Linked DNA regions of Homo sapiens: region 1 is linked to region 2. Evidence: read pairs that join two places in POLR2A ChIA-PET (ENCODE). Cell type or tissue: MCF 10A. All regions are shown on one strand. Each heading gives the region's core, and the rest is flanking DNA. Links, peaks and the distances in the headings are about the cores only. Region 1 overlaps LOC124900947 (a long non-coding RNA gene). Region 2 holds the start of MIR10522 (microRNA 10522).

The links. ChIA-PET counts read pairs that join two places held together with the same protein. Peaks named below come from ENCODE experiments on the same cell type or tissue, not always from the same donor. Only the 100,000 strongest peaks of a DNase experiment are listed, where the experiment ranks them.
Region 1: POLR2A ChIA-PET joins it to region 2 with 5 read pairs; 4 of 35 experiments call an interaction of 5 or more read pairs at or near these places.

Annotation. Positions count from the first base shown.
Region 1 is chr5:17,099,551-17,107,909 of GRCh38, reverse strand. It overlaps LOC124900947 (a long non-coding RNA gene), which reads left to right. Exons shown (of 2, transcript XR_007058707.1): 2 at 600-1,882. Among named protein-coding and RNA genes, the nearest start is that of MIR10522, 52 kb to the left of the region's middle. In MCF 10A, for the core only: no CTCF peak of the experiment used is centred there; no DNase peak of the experiment used is centred there.
Region 2 is chr5:17,152,169-17,160,154 of GRCh38, reverse strand. The region is part of intron 2 of BASP1-AS1 (BASP1 antisense RNA 1); the gene reads left to right. MIR10522 (microRNA 10522) reads left to right here and starts at 4,163; the gene lies at 4,163-4,225. It also overlaps the pseudogene RNA5SP180. In MCF 10A, for the core only: no CTCF peak of the experiment used is centred there; a DNase peak (open chromatin) is centred at 2,044.

The DNA of each region.
Region 1 (8,359 bases), core at 1,920-6,919, 54 kb after region 2:
GCCGGGCGTGGTGGTGCATGCCTGTAATCCCATCTACTCAGGAGGCTGAGGCAGGAGAATCGCTTGAACCTGGGAGGCAGAGGTTGTGGTGAGCCGAGATTGCGCCGTTGCACTCCAGCCTGGGCAACAAGAGTGAAACTCCATCTCAAAAAATAAATAGACAAATAAAATAAAATAAAAGATTTTTTTTAAAGTTAGCAACTTGTAAAAATGTTTCAGTAGGAAAGTTCTGTGATGAGACTGTGATGCTTGATGGTCAACATCAGCTTGTTGGCTTTTACCCCAGATAAGCCTTTTGACTTTTTACCCCAGATAACAGCCATTGACTGTCCACGATTGTCATCATGCAGCTATATTTGTCATAAGCATCATGTGCTTGGATACATTATGTCATAAGCATAAATGTCCTAGAGTAAATTGTACACGAGTTGCATTATGTGCTAGATGTCTATCCAAAGGAATACTCTGGCAATTCATTTGGCAAAGTAATAATTTTGTGTGCATGTGCAAGTATATACCAATTTATGCAATAAAAATTTTTGAAGTATGAGTAGGTCCTTCGAATGCCTGTTTTATAAGTCTTTTTTTCTTCTTACCAGGTCTGCTTAACATAAGGTTTGCAGCCAAGCGCGGCCACTCATGCCTGTAATCCCAGCACTTTGGGAGGCCGAGGCGGGCGGATCATGAGATCAGGAGATTGAGACCATCCCGGCTAACACAGTGAAACCCCGTCTCTACTGAAAATAGAAAAAATTAACTGGGTGCGGTGGCGGGTGCCTGTAGTCCCAGTTACTTGGGAGGCTGAGGCAGGAGAATGGCGTGAACCTGGGAGGTGGAGCTTGCAGTGAGCCAGGATCGCGCCACTGCACTCCAGCCTGGGTGACAGAGCGAGACTCCATCTCAAAAAATAATAATAATAAAATAAAATAAGGTTTGCATATTGGTTATAAGCATTTTCTCACATCAGTCTAATACCTTGTGGCTACTGATTTCCTGCACTGGGAGTCAGCAGACCTCATGGCGATGCAAAACGTCTGCCAATGTATATTAAAAGGAAACCAAGTAAGAACAGACTTTGCCGCCATTTGGGCAACTCCTCACGTAGATGCTTGGCAAGTAACAGTCAGAGACAGTGTGCTATTGTTCAAATGCACAGACTGGATTCTGATGAGCTGGATTCTGATGAATCTCAGTTGTGCTACTAACTAACTGGAATTATGCAAGTCTCTAAACTTGTGTTCCCACTTCTAAACATTGTGGGCAATAATAATATCACCTCCCACATTGGGCTGTTGTGAAGGCTTAAATTAGTAAGATAATGAATATGATAAGTTTAACATAGTACCTGGCACATTGTAAATTAATGAATAAGCATCACCTATTATTACCAGCATAAAAACTTACCAATTAAAAAAAAGGGGGAGGGAAGACGGATTTGAGTAATAATAAAATGCTCAGAAATAGCTCCAGTGGGACATTGCCTTATCCAAGCCAGCTTCAGCACCTTCCCTAAGTCCTTTCCCCATTTCCAGCTGCAAAGAAGACTTCAGAGTCAGAAGTTTCCACTAGCTCTGAACAAGGGTTGGCAGCAGTCTCAGGGCCTCCATCCATCCAGCCCTCATTGGCTCCCACCCACATTGTGCCAAGCAGAGTATCCACAGGATATGGAGTCATCTTCCGTGGTCCCAGCTGGATTTGATTGCGCTGTGATGACTTGGCTGTTGCAGAGGCTAGATTGAAAGCATGTCTCAACTTCACCTCTTGAATGCAATGCTGTTTATATTTGCCTAATATTTTTCTCCCCCTTGGGTTATTTGAAGATCATGCCAAACTTTTGTTTCTTTTAACTGGATAGAGTATTCTATAAAGATATTTTAAAGCAGTTATTCTCATCGACATTTTGCAAATCTGGAAGAGAGTTTTTATAGCTATACAGCCGTTCTCTCACCATGGCCTGGCTCCACATACAGCAAAGTGATCCTTCTAACCCAGATCACGCCCCCACTGTACTCCAAACCACTCACTGCCTTCATCTTAGGATGGAAAATAACATCCTCAGATGGTTTACAAGGACTCTGCAATGTCCCCTTGCTCCCATGTCATCTTCCTCCACTCTCCCCCTGCCTTTCTTGCTAGCCCTTGAATAGCCCCAAATATGTTCCTGCCTTGAGGCCTTTGCACTTGCTGTTCCCTCTGCCTGGAATGCTCTTTGCCCTACATATCTGCACAGCTCACTTCCTTCTGTTGTCATTTCAAATGTCACCTTCTCAGGCAAGCTTCTCCTGTCATCCTACCACCTTACATTATATTTTTGTTTATTGATTTATTAGATGGCTCCTGCATTACAATGTAAAGTAGGTAACACGATGGCCTTGGCTGGCAGGGCTCACGCCTGTAATCCCAGCACTTTAGGAAGAAGAGGTGGGCAGATCACCTGAGGTCAGGAGTTCAATACCAGCCTGGCTAACATGGTGAAATCCCGTCTCTACTAAAGATACAAAAATTAGCCAGGGGTTCTGAGGGGGCACCTGTAATCCCAACTACTCGGGAGGCTGAGGCACGAGAATTGCTTGAACCCGGGAAGCAGAGGTTGCAGTGAGATGAAATCGCACCACTGCACTCTAGCCTGGGCGACAGAGCAAGACTCTGTCTCAAAAAAAAAAAAAAAAAATGTCCTTGGCTTTATTCACCACTGAATCACCAGCACCTAGAGCCCTGAAGACACGGGTCTCAATACATATTTATTGAATGTGAAAGGACTGACCTCCAAGAGATTCAACAGCAAGCAGGTCTCTCATTCTGACTGAAGATTTACTCATCCAATTCATTCATTGCTAATGTCTTCTTTATCAGTCTAGTTATCATTTTTTTTAAGCGAAAGCAAGTTTATTAAGAAAATGAAGGAATAAAAGAATGGCTACTCCACAGGCAGAACAGGCAGTCTAGTTATCATTCTTAACTTTCTTGTATACTTAAAAATTTCCTTCTGTGCTTCCCACACATGACTCCAGATTTCTTTCCTCACCAATATTCTGGGATACTTTATATCACCTTCTACTCCCTGACCCATTTTTACAATCGTCTGCAGAACACTACTTAACAAATTGTACAAAGACATCTAGCCTTACAAATGCCTCTATAGATCAAAATGTTTTCCAGGGCCGGGATTAAGAAAAAAAATGTGGGCTGGACGCAATGGCTCACGCCTGTAATCCCAACATTTTGGGAGGCCGAGGCAGGTGGATCACCTGAGGCCAGGAGATCGAGACCATCCTGGCTAACACGGTGAAACCCCGTTCTACTAAAAATACAAAAAATTACCTGGGCGTGGTGGCACGCGCCTGTAGTCCCAGCTACTCAGGAGGCTGAGGCAAGAGAAACGCTTGAACCTGGGAGGTGGAGGTTTCAGCAAGCTGAGATCACGCCACTGCACTCCAGCCTGGGAAACAGAGCAAAACTTAGGAAAAAAAAAAAAGAGGCGAGGGGGAAAGAAGGAAGGAAGGAAGGAGAAAGAAAGAGAGAAAGAAAATGCTTTTGGTTGGGCATGCAGTGACTTGCACCTGTAATTCCAACACTTTGGGAGGGAGGGGTGGGAGGATCACTTGAAGTCAGCAGTTCAAGACCAGCCTGGGAAACAGAGAGCTCCTGTCTCTACAAAAAATTAACAAAATTAGCTGGGCATGGTGACACGCACCTGTGGTCTTAGCTACTCGAGAGGCTGAGGTGGGAGAATCACTTGAGCCAGAGAGGTCAAGGTGGCAGTGAGCCAAGATCAGCCATTGCATTCCAGCCTGGGTGACAGAGCAAGACCCTAAAAAAAAAAAAAAAAAAGAAGAAGAAGAAGAAAAGAAAAAGAAAAAAAAATGCTCCTTAGCAGCACACAACCTCACCTCATAAGGTTTCAGATCACTTCTCCCACCCACACCCCCACCGCCCCCCGCAAAGTGCCCCCACTGTAACAACAGATATATGATTTTGCACTTTCCGTCATCTTGACCCACATAGGTAGCAACCCTTCTTTGGATTCTGCTGCAGCATTGTGGTGGTCCCCTGAAACTAAGGGGTAAAACGTGCTTCCAGCAAGATGCATGATCTCTACACAAACCAACAAATCCTGCTGCTAAAAAGCCAAGAGGTTGGATGTCTGTATCGAGTTGTGGCTTGCTTTTCTGTTCTTTCTTAAAAGTATTGACAAAGCAGAAGGTCAGTGCTATTATGGAATTTACATTTCTATGAGAAAGATAAGGAGGAAGCAGGATGAAAATGCTGACAGGGTTCCATTGTAAAAGGGAAGAACGCTGAGAAAGAGAAGCTTGCCCTGAGACCATTTTCAAATAATAATAATAAACTCATCAGCAAGAAGGATAACAAAGAGAACAAAGAAATCTGGAAGAAATGAAAATAATGGAATTCACTTTGATTTTATGGCTTTAATGCATAATAAACATGCTAGAAAATATCAAGTCTAACCCACACTGGTCCTTGGCTCCCTGTTTCTTCCACTCTTCTTTTCTTTTTTTTTTTTTTAAACAGAGTTTTGCTCTTGTTGCCCAGGCTGGAGTACAATGGAGTGATCTCAGCTCACTGAAACCTCTGCCTCCGGGGTTCAAGCAATTCTCCTGCCTCAGGCTCCGGAGTAGCTGGGATTACAGGTGTGTGCCACCACACCCAGCTAATTTTGTATTTTTAGTAGAGACAGGGTTTCTCCATGTTGGTCAGGCTGGTCTCAAACTCCTGACCTCAGGTGATCCACCCGCCTCGGCCTCCAAAGTGCTGGGATTACAGGCATGCACCACCGCCCCCAGCTCTTCCACTCTTTTCTATTGGCAAGACTGTCTTACTCTTCTGGAATTGTCCCCACTCTAGAAAAGAGATAAAAAAGGAGAAAGAGGCCGGGTGCGGTGGCTCACACCTGTAATCCCAGCACTTTGGGAGGCCAAGGCGGGGGGATCACCTGAGATCAGGAGTTTGAGACCAGCCTGGCCAACATGGTGAAACCCTGTGTCTACTAAAATATAAAAATTAGCCCAGTAAGATGGCAGGTGACTGTAATCCCAGCTAGTCTTGAGGCTGAGATGGGAGAATCACTTGAACCTGGGAGACGGTGGTTGCGCTGAGCCAAGATCACACCAGTACACTCTACCCTGGGCAGCTAAGCAAGACTCCATCTCAAAAAAAAAAAAAAAAATGGAGAAAGATACTAATTCCTTTCAGCCACTCCAGCAGCTCACTAGCACAGGTATGGGGCTTCCTGCCTGGCTTGGAAACCTGACTCTACCTCCTGCTAGCTGTGCGTCCTTAGGCAAGCTACTCAATTTCCCTCTGTCTGAGTTTCTTCATCTGTTAGATGGCAATAATATTAGGTTGGTGCAAAAGTAATCACGGTTTTGCCATTTCTTTCAGTGGCAAAAACCACGATTACTTTCGCACGGAACTAACAATAGTAGTGCCCACTTCTTAGGAGAATTACACGAGTTAGTAAATGCAAAGCCCTTAGAACAATGCTGGGTACCTTGAAAATGATCAGTAATGGTAGCTAATATTCCCAGTAGCTTAGGAATCTCTTCACTTTTTACTCATAAGCTTAAAGTGAAGGATTTGATATCTGTGTTGGCTTTAAAGGAACAAAAGAACTTTCTCTTTTGTTACTAGCTATGTAACCTTCACCCAGAGGGAGAGCCTTAAATCTCAAGGAATCTCTCTTACTTGCACAACCAATTTGTCAGGGGAAGCTTGTCTTACTGCAGATCACATATAGGGTGGCACGCTATTTAGAATTCTGATAATAAGGCAGTGTTTAGAGTGGTTAAACTTGGGCATTTTTCTGGAGTTCACTTACCGATTGGTACGGGTAGTGAAGATTCAGTTATAAAGGTTTCATGCAATGTGTCTCTGTACCTAGAACCTCAGCCATAAAGAAAATACATAAACTTCCAGAAAGACACCGTATAGAGGAAGAGCCTAGCTCAGTTCCTCCACAATATTTTTTCCTCTGACCCACCTGGCCCTGAGTGGAATGAATGAGATGAGGGGCACAGCCCTTTGTTCCTAAAAGATGAGGCAGGACAGGGCCAGCAACCGACAGCTGTGGATGTCGATGCCACATAGTCCAAGTGGTCACAGAATTGTCAGCCATGGCAAGGGTGTGGAAAGCCTCAGCATCAGTCTCACACCTAACGTGATGCTAGGTGATGTGTTTACACAAAGCCTCAGCATCAGTCTCACACCTAACGTGATGCTAGGTGATGTGTTTACACAAAGCCTCAGCATCAGTCTCACACCTAACGTGATGCTAGGTGATGTGTTTACACAAAGCCTCAGCATCAGTCTCACACCTAACGTGATGCTAGGTGATATGTTTACACAAAGCCTCAGCATCAGTCTCACACCTAACGTGATGCTAGGTGATGTGTTTACACAAAGCCTCAGCATCAGTCTCACACCTAACGTGATGCTAGGTGATGTGTTTACACAAAGCCTCAGCATCAGTCTCACACCTAACGTGATGCTAGGTGATGTGTTTACACAAAGCCTCAGCATCAGTCTCACACCTAACGTGATGCTAGGTGATGTGTTTACACAAAGCCTCAGCATCAGTCTCACACCTAACGTGATGCTAGGTGATGTGTTTACACAAAGCCTCAGCATCAGTCTCACACCTAACGTGATGCTAGGTGATGTGTTTACACAAAGCCTCAGCATCAGTCTCACATCTAACGTGATGCTAGGTGATGTGTTTACACAAAGCCTCAGCATCAGTCTCACACCTAACGTGATGCTAGGTGATGTGTTTACACAATTTGTTAAAAAGTGTTGCATAGAATACTATTAAAAAAAAAAAAGTCATGTACCAGGCACGGTGGCTCACACCTGTAATCCCAGCACTCTGGGAGGCCACAGTGGGAGGACAGCTTAAGGCCAGGAGTTTAAGACCAGCCTGGGCAACACAGCGAGACCCCTTCTCTAAAAAAAAAATAATAATAACAATAATAAATAAATAAATAAATAGCTGGGCAGCTGGGCACAGTGGCTCATGTCTATAATCCCAGCGCTTTGGGAGGCTGAGGCAAGCAGACCAGTTGGGCCCAGGAGTTCAAGACCAGCCTAGGCAACACGGTGAAACCCCATCTCTACAAAAAATATAAAAATTAGTTGCACGTTGTGGCATGTGCTGTAGTCCCAGCTACAAGGGAGATTGAGAGGTGGGAGGATCGCTTGAGTCTGGGAGGTCAAGGCTGCAGTGAACCATGATCGCTGCCACTGCACTCTAGCCTGGGCAACAGAGCCAGACCCTGTCTCAAAATAAATAAATAAATAAATAAATAAATAATAAAAATAAAGATGTTCCATACTGTCTTTGAAGATGGAGGACGTGGCCATAAACCAAGGGATTCAGGTGACCTCTAGAAGCTGGAAGAGACAAGGAAGTGCCCTGTCCTAGGCCACCAGGAGTAGCACTGCTGACTGATGCCTGATTTTAGCCCAGTAAGATCCATTGTCAGACTTCTGACTTCTGGAACTGTATGCTAATAAATTTATGTGTTTCAAGCCACTAAGTTAGTGTTAATCTGTTACAGCAGCAGTAAGAGATGAATACACCTTTCACTACATCTTAATTTACATCAGGAGTGGGCAGATGTTTTCTACAAAGGGCTGGGTAGTAAATATTTTAGGTTTTGCAGGCCAAGACCACAAATCTGCCATTGCAGTATGAAAGCAGTCATAGATGATACAGCCGTGACTGAGCGTGGCCAGGTTGGTGGGTGGAAGAAAACCGGCCGCTAGGGGCTCTTCTGGCAACTTTGAAGGACTGGCACACCCAGGAGGGAATCTGACCTCTTAAAATTATATCGCATTCCAGCCTGGCCAACATGGTGAAACCCTGTCTCTACTAAAAATACAAAAAATTAGGCGGCCACGGTGGCGTGAGCCTGTAGTCCCAGCTACTTGGGAGGCTGAGGCAGGAGAATCGCTTCAACCCAGGAGGTGAAGGTTGCAGTGAGCCGAGATCAGGCCACTGAACTCCAGCCTGGGTGACAGAGCAAGACTCTGTCTTAAGGAAAAAAAAAAATTACATCGAATTAAATTAGGCCAGGCACAGTGACTCACGCCTGTACTCCTAGCACTTTCAGAGGCTGAGGTGGGTGGATCGCCTGAGGTCAAGAGTTTGAGACCAGCCTGGCCAATATGGTGAAACTCCTTCTTTACTAAAAGTACAAAAAATCAGCCAGGTGTGGTGGTGCGCACCTGTAATCCCAGCTACTCAGGAGGCTGAGGCAGGAGAATCGCTTGAACCCAGGAGGCAGAGGTTGCAGTGAGCCAAGATCACGCCACCATACTCCAGCCTGGGTGACAGAGT
Region 2 (7,986 bases), core at 1-5,000:
AATCAAAGCTCTCATTTATTAACGTACACTACAAAAATGCTAACATGTATATATTTAAACTCCCATGGGGAATTCAAAGAAAATGATGACGCATGTGGAATCCTCATCAAATGCAAGCCAGGTGTGAATTTTTTTTGCCTTTTGCCAGAAAGCTTCAGACTCGCAGACTTTATATTATAACTAAGTGTTTCAAGTCTCTCCACAGGTGAGAGAAATACAGCTAAGTTAAAAGAAAAATTAAATTATGAATGTTTCTGGAAGAAATACAGTTATTTGACTCTGGGGTGAGATGACAAAGTAGAACCAAATTTTAAAATGGCTGAATTCACAAAAGGCAAAGAAGAAAAATTTTAAAAGCATAGCTAGAGAAAAATAAGTTTCATCCACTGTCCTTACAACACATGAAAAGAGAAAATCTTATACTAAATCTTTAAAACATGTTACCCAGAAAATCCCAGGTGTTCTCCGAGATGGGAAGGTAGGTAGCTCCTAGCCTCGTCTCCCCAGCAGCAACGTCAAAACAAAAAAAAAGACTGGAAGCTAAGCACAGCGGTTCATGCCTGTAATCCCAATACTTTGGGAGGTTGAAGTAGGAGGATTGCTGGATCCCGGGAGTTCGAGACCAGCCTGAGCAACATCGTGAGACCTCATCTCTACAAAAAATACAAAAATTAGCCGGGCCTGGTGGCACACACTTATAGTCCCGACTGTCGGGAGGCTGAGGTATGAGGGTCACCAGAACCCGGGTAGCCAAGGCTGTAGTGAGCCTTGATAGCGCCACTGCATTCCAGCCTGGGTGACAGAGTGAGACCCTGTCTCAGAAACAAGAAAACAACAACAACAAAACAACAACAAATAGAGGTTTCCAAGGCACAAAACTAAATAAACACATTTTCTCAAAGGAGAAAATAAGAAAAAACTCACTTGAATCCAAGGCACGAAGTGCACAGAAGCCTCATTTAAAATGCTTAACCTCTCTTCGGATTAAAACTGCCATCACAATAGGTGGGGCACAGAACAGCCTTGTAAAGGACAGGCTCTAGAGACAGACTCCGTGTGCTTGAATCCTGCCTCCACTACTTATTAGCTGTATCGTCTTGGGCAGGTGCCTTAATGTCTCTAGCATCAGTTTCCTTAGCTGTGAAATGAGAATTATTATAATTCCTACATACAAGGCTAAAATTAGCTGATATAGATAAGGCATTTAGAAAGGTGCCCAGCAAGCGGTGGCTCACGCCTGTAATCCCAGCACTTTGGGAGGCCAAGGCGGGCGGATCACAAGGTCAAGAGATCGAGACCATCCTGGCCAACATGGTGAAACCCCGTCTCTACTAAAAATAAAAAAATTAGCCAGGCATGATGGTGCACGCCTGTAGTCCCAGTTACTCAGGAGGCTGAGGCAGAAGAATTGCTTGAACCCGGGAGGCGGAGCTTGCAGTGAGCCAAGATCGCGCCACTGCACTCCAGCCTGGTGACAGAGCAAGACTCCATCTCAAAAAAAAAAAAAAAAAAAAAAAGGTGCCAGGCACATGGTAAACTATATTCATGGGACTATATTTGTGTTGACTGTTATTATTATTGTGATTTTGTTGAAGTCCACGAACTCCCTTTTCTTTCCTCTGTCCCCTCTGGCTAGGAAGGATGTGGAGGGCCCATAGTGGACCAAAGTACCATGTAAGAGGCTGGTGATTTAAGATCAAAAGTCTCAATCCCTGGCCCTAATGAAGCTCTCAGCCTAGTGGGGACAAGCATATAAGCAAGTGACCCACCCAAGCTCCAGCAGTGATTGTCCCGATCCATGCGTGGCAGGAAACAGTCCTGGGAGGAGATTTACTTGAGAGATCCTCACTGCCAACACCAGTCCCAACCCCAGGAAGAAATGAAGGAGCCTCCACTCCCTTCTCAGTGGCCAATTGTGTTTTGATCATTTTTGTTTAAACAGTCGGCTTACATCCTTCCCGCTCTTCCTCCTCTAGTGCTGTCTGCCACACTGAGCCAGCCTTTTCTTGCCACGCCTCTTGCACAATTTACTACTGAAGCACAGCACGTAGGCTTCTCTCTGAAGCTCCTGCATCACACACAGAACCATCCTGACTCAGCACAGATCCCTCTGTCCTTCATTCCTCTTGAGTTATGTAGCATTTCCACACACGTAGATTCCACATGTTACATTCTTAACCTTTTCATGCCTTCTTCCCCATTCCCATGATTCTTAAGAGCAAGAAAAGGAAAAACAGTCCAAAAAGCAGGGCCATGATATATGACTGTCTTCACTATGCATCATTTCGTGAACAAGGTCCTTAGAGTTGTGCAGTTCACAACCTGAACAACCCTATGTAGCAGCTCTGGCAGCATGAGCTCTAATAGAATGTGTACGAGGTACACTGGGAGCACAGTAGATAGAGTGGTCAGTTCTAGGTGGGGAGGCCAGGGATAGCTGTACAAAACAAGCAGTCACTGACCTAAGATCGTGAACCACAGGTAGAGGTCCTCCATTCTTCCAAAGGTCTAGGGAGGATGTCCAGTGGAGAGGCAGCTGCTTGGGAAAAGGCACAGAAGCATGAAACAGTCCAACATTCTGACATTACGAGATGAGCAAGGACTGGGAAGCATCTAGATCAAAGGGGATAAGGAAGGAGCAGCTGGAGGTGAAGCTGAAGACATAACCGTTTGGGGACATGCATGCTATGCCAATGAATCAGAGAGTTTGGGGCGCCTACGCAAGGGCTGAGGCCTGGGGGGAAGGAGCTGTGCAAGAACAGATTTGTGTTTTAGAAAGATTCCTCTAGCAGTGTACATATGGGACAAATTGGAGCCAGGCTGACCTGGGAGACCACTCAGAAGCTCTCATCATAGTCCAAGAGCTAAAGATGAGTATCCATACTATTTCTGCAGACATTCCAGAAACATTTAAAAAACACAAGAGATGGGGCAAGGTGACTTACCAGGATGGGAAGTAGCTGAAAGAGACCCGGGTAACCATCAGGGCCCTAGCTTTGGTAAGTGAGTACAGGATAGTACTTTTACCTGTTCTAAAGGCATACAGGAGGAGAAGTAAGTTTGGAGGAGAAATAATTGGTCGTCTATAACCATACCACCTTGAACACCTGCTTGATCTTGGAAGCTAAGCAGGGTCTGGCCTGGTTAGTACTTGGATGAGAGAAATAATAGGTTGAATTACAGGAGTCTTGAAAACATGCAAGTAAATATATTGAAGCACTAATTGGTTATTTAGTGTCTGGAGTTCAAGAGCAAGATTTGTTCTTAAGGTAAGAGTCACAAGAGTAGCTAAGAGCACAATGAAAATGAAAAAAGGAAATAGTTACTATGAGCTACTTATTCTGGGGCACTTGTACAGGAAAAATGACAAGATGTAAAGTTGAGGAAGGTATTTTTCTAATGAAACCTGAAATATTAATGGATGCAAGAAAGGAGTAAGGCAAGAGCGAGAGACTGAAATATGAGACAGATGTAATCATCAGAGTGAGATCAGGGAGGGGATATGGTTAAGAGCATAGTTGGGCTGGATGCAGCGACTCATGCCTGTAATCCCCGCACTTTGGGAGGCTTAGGCAGGTTGATTGTTTGAGCCCAGGAGTTCAAGACCAACTTAGGTAACATGGCAAAACCCTGTCTCTACAAAAATACAAAAGTTAGCCGGGTGTGGTGGTATGCACCTGTAGTCCCAGCTACTCAGGGAGCTGAGATGGGAAGATTGCTTGAACCCAGCACACCGAGGCTGCAGTGAGCTAACCCAGCACACCGAGGCTGCAGTGAGCTGCAATTATGCCCCTCCACTCCAGCCTGTGTGACAGAGTGAGACCCTGTCAAAAAAAAAAAAAAAAAAAAAAAAAGATCGTAGTCTTCACTCGGATCCCTGAAACTGCAAGTCTAGGTTAGAAAAAGAAGGCATTCACACCTAGGAACTTTTTTTCTCTAAAAAATAGAAAATAAATAATTGATTCATTAAGTCACTCTTTTGGTCACTATTCTATGAGCACCTACAAAATACCCTGGCACAACAGCCACCATCCTTGTCCTCCTGGAACTTAAAAGCTGGGAGTGTGGCAGGTGTTAATCAAATGCCCATACAAGTAAATGCAAAATTGCAACTGTGATAGATGCTACGTCAAATTACATGGTTCAATAAGAGTTTATAGTAAGAAGAATTGGCCTACTCAGGTGTCAGCAAAGCCTTCCTCTCTGAATAGGTCAATTCCCCTCACTATAAACTCTTTTTCAGCACAAGTCAAACCCTTATTGGCACAAGGAGAACTTGTCATTGATGAAGTGGCATAATTTCAATTCACAAGTTAGAGTCAATGAGAAGAGAAAGACGGGAAGAAGGCTTGGCATATGCAACGGCCCTGTGGAAGCAGGGAGTACTGGAAGTCCTTGGATCAAAAGATAGTCAGTGTGACCGGAGCAAAAGAGTGAGGTGGAGCATGACAAAAGACGAACCTGGAGACATTAGTAGAACCAGACAAGGTAGGATCTTACAGGACATCCCATAAAAGCTCATCTTAATAGTAAAGCGCTAGGAAGTCATTGATGAGTTTTAAAAAGCATAGGTGGCTGAGCTCACATGATCACATTTGTATTTTATACATTTTCAAAAGTTGACTTTAGCCGCAGCCTGGAGAATGGACCAGAGGAATCCAGAGGGGACAAAATAAGCTAGTGAGGCTACTTTGGTAACCCTGGAAAGAGATGACTATAGCTCAAAAAAGGTGACAGTGGTGAGAATTGAAAAAGAAGATAACTTTAAAAGATATTTAGAAAGATATTATTGAAATTCAGTAAGGGTAAGGTGAAGGAATATTGAGGCTGGCCCCCTACATTTAGGATCTGCCCCAAATTGGGTAGATTACCAGGATGAAGTACACTGGAAGCAGCCTGGATTTCGAAGGAAGATCATGCATTTACTTCTAGATATATTGATTTTAATGTGCCTTTGGGACATTCAAGAGTGGATATCAAGTAGACTGTTGGCCAGGTAAGACTAGATCTCAAAGGAGAAGCCCAAATTATTGATATGAAGAGTAGGCATAGATAGGATAAGATTGTTTATGGACAGAACATGGAGGAAAGGAGAGGTGCCAAGACAGACTCTTGAGGAGCTCAAAGAATCAGTGGCTAGATAGAAGATGATGAAACTGCAAAAGGAAAGAAGAAATGACCAGGAAGTTCAGAAGAAAACTAAGATAGCTTTACGGTCAGAAAATGGGGGCAAGAAAGTTCCAGAAAGAGGACATGTTCAAGAATGTTGCTAAGAAGAAAGGTGAGAGTAGAAAAGTCCATTGGATTGACGTGGAAGAGTAATGGAGCCAGAAGTCATGCTGAGTCAAGCTGAAGAATGAGACAGTGAGTGTAGACAATTCTATCTAGATCCAGAATGACTGAGTCATTGACTATGAATAAAAGCAGTAAAATCAGGAAGGTGATTTGAGGAAGGAGCAAAAGTTCAGACTTGTAGCTGAGAGTTACTAAAGGAAGACCTGACCAAAAAGAATGCAAAATAAATAAATAAACCGAGGAGAGAGATTTCCATTAATTTTCGGTGGCACCAGTTTGCCTGGGTGGGCAATTCTTTCTAGTTATCATAGTCTGAATTTAGCTGGGAAACACCAAGTTGTGGTTAAAAAAAAAAAGGAAAAAATAAAAAACACAAGGAGACAATGAAGTTGAGTAGCCTGAGAGGAAGAGGTGCTAATTGTCTCTGAGAGCCAGGCTCCATATGGAAGGAATTGTCCCCAGGAGGCTGATAATTAGCTGCAAATAGATAAGTCAAGGGATTAGAGACCACGATAAAGACAAAAAGCATGTTTAGGGGAAGGCAGGTTAAGAAAGCTGAATTGACAGGTGAAGTGGATGCTGTCAATGTAGCCTGATATCTGCATGGCAGCCTCTACTTCTATGCCCTCTACTCTGGCCAGACTGTCACCTGCTTTTTGCCGGAGGGTGGGAGTTGAGGTTTTTTGGTTTTTGGTTTTTTTTTTTTTTTTTGAGATAAAATGTCGGTCTTGTTGCCCAGGCTGGAGTGCAGTGGCACGATCTCGGCTCACTGCAACCTCTGCCTCCCAGGTTCAAGCGATTCTCCTGCCTCAGCCTCCCAAGTAGCTGGGATTACAGGTGTCTGCCACCGAGCCCAGCTAATTTTTGTATTTTTAGTAGAAATAGGGTTTCACTATGTCAGCCAGGCTGGTCTTGAACTCCTGACCTCAGGCGATCCGCCTGCCTCGGCCTCCCAAAGTGCTGGGATTACAGGCATGAGCTACCATGCCCGGCCACCTCCTTTTGTCTCAACTCCCTTCCAGGCCAGAAGTGCTGGGCACCAGATTCCCCCTAGAAGCAACCCCCAGCCAACACTCGTCAGGAATCAGTGACTGTCTAATGCAGCTCCTTGGCCTTCCCCCGGTGGGATGTTCTTGCTGCCTCCCAGAGTTCCCCAGTGGGGATGGTTCCAGTTGCCCATGGTGAGCACTTGCTTGCCATTGGACTCTTTTATTAGCTTCTTTCCCTTCCTTGTCTCAGTCCTCCACCCCAACACTGGGATTAGCTCCCATAGAAACGACTTGTATGGGAGTCCTTCTTCAGGGTCTGTTTTTTGGGGAACTCCAGCCAAGACAGTAGGTGGTTGCTGCTGAAGTTTTCAGAGGTGAATCTGTTGAAGCTAAAAAGAGTATTAAAAAGAGTTCAGGATGCTTAAGTGCAGGGGAGAGAAATGTTATTGGTTCTTTTTTTTTTTTTTTTTTTTTTTTCTGAGATGGAGTCTAGCTCTGTCGCCCAGGCTGGAGTGCAGTGGCATGACCTCGGCTCACTGAAAGCTCCGCCTCCCGGGTTCACGCCATTCTCTTGCCTCAGCCTCCTGAGTAGCTGGGACTACAGGCGCCTGTCACCACGCCTGGCTAATTTTTTTTGTATTTTCAGTAGAGACGGGGTTTCACCATGTTAGCCAGGATGGTCTCGATCTCCTGACCTTGTGATCCACCCGCCTCAGACTCCCAAAGTGCTGGGATTACAGGCGTGAGCCACCACGCCCGGCTGGTAAATGTTATTGATTCTAAAATAAAACAGCATTAGAGGCTGCTGTGTTTGGGACTGTCCACATGGACGTCAAATTGACCCCAGATGTCATAGGTGGTGACCTAGAGAAAGAGACCGTGAACCAACGAGGTGGTTCCACAGGGGTGCTGGGTAGATGAGGCAGATGACATGACCCAAAACAAAGAGGATTTTACACAAGGGATGTAAAGTAATGTCTAGGCACCGGAAGGGGGACCAAGGTCAATGTTGACTCCTCCTTCCAGATTTAGGATATGCCGGAGAAACAGCTGCCCCCATTGGAATGGTTCTAAGTTTTTAAAAATAAACTGTCCCTATGGGAGGACAACTGACCAGTCTACAGTGGGTTGGAGATATAGGGAAAGACTTTCCAATAAAAAGGACAGGAGGCTCTAGATGAACCAAACAGGACAACGTAGTAAAGGGGATGAGTTAGGGGGAGAAACAGCAACCAGGGATTGTGCATCTTGAGCAGTGCCTCAGAGTGAAAAGTTCCAACCCGCTTCTGATGCAGCTTCTGGCATGACGCTGAGAACCCAACACGCACAGCCACGCAGCCCAGGTGTCATGGAATTGGGGAAATTGAGCGGGGCAGTTGCTCTGGAGGCCAGGCGGCCATGGACCACTATTCCAGGCTGTCTCTGGCGTTAAGGGCTCCAAGGACTCTCCCCAAACAGGGGCCAACTTTATACTTACATTATGCAATACTTAAACTTAAAACAACTGATGCACAGCTTACAGTTGTGTGAAAATATACAAAGTAATCATCAATGCCCATAGTCTGGCAGCACTGCCTTTTTTAAAGTCCAGGCCTCTTGTTTCTATCAAAATCTCTCTCTCTTCATTCTCCTCATCCTCTTCCTCCCTCTCCTCCCCTCCCCCCTCATCAAAGTAAACTGAATTAGCCTCCAGCAGGTGGAC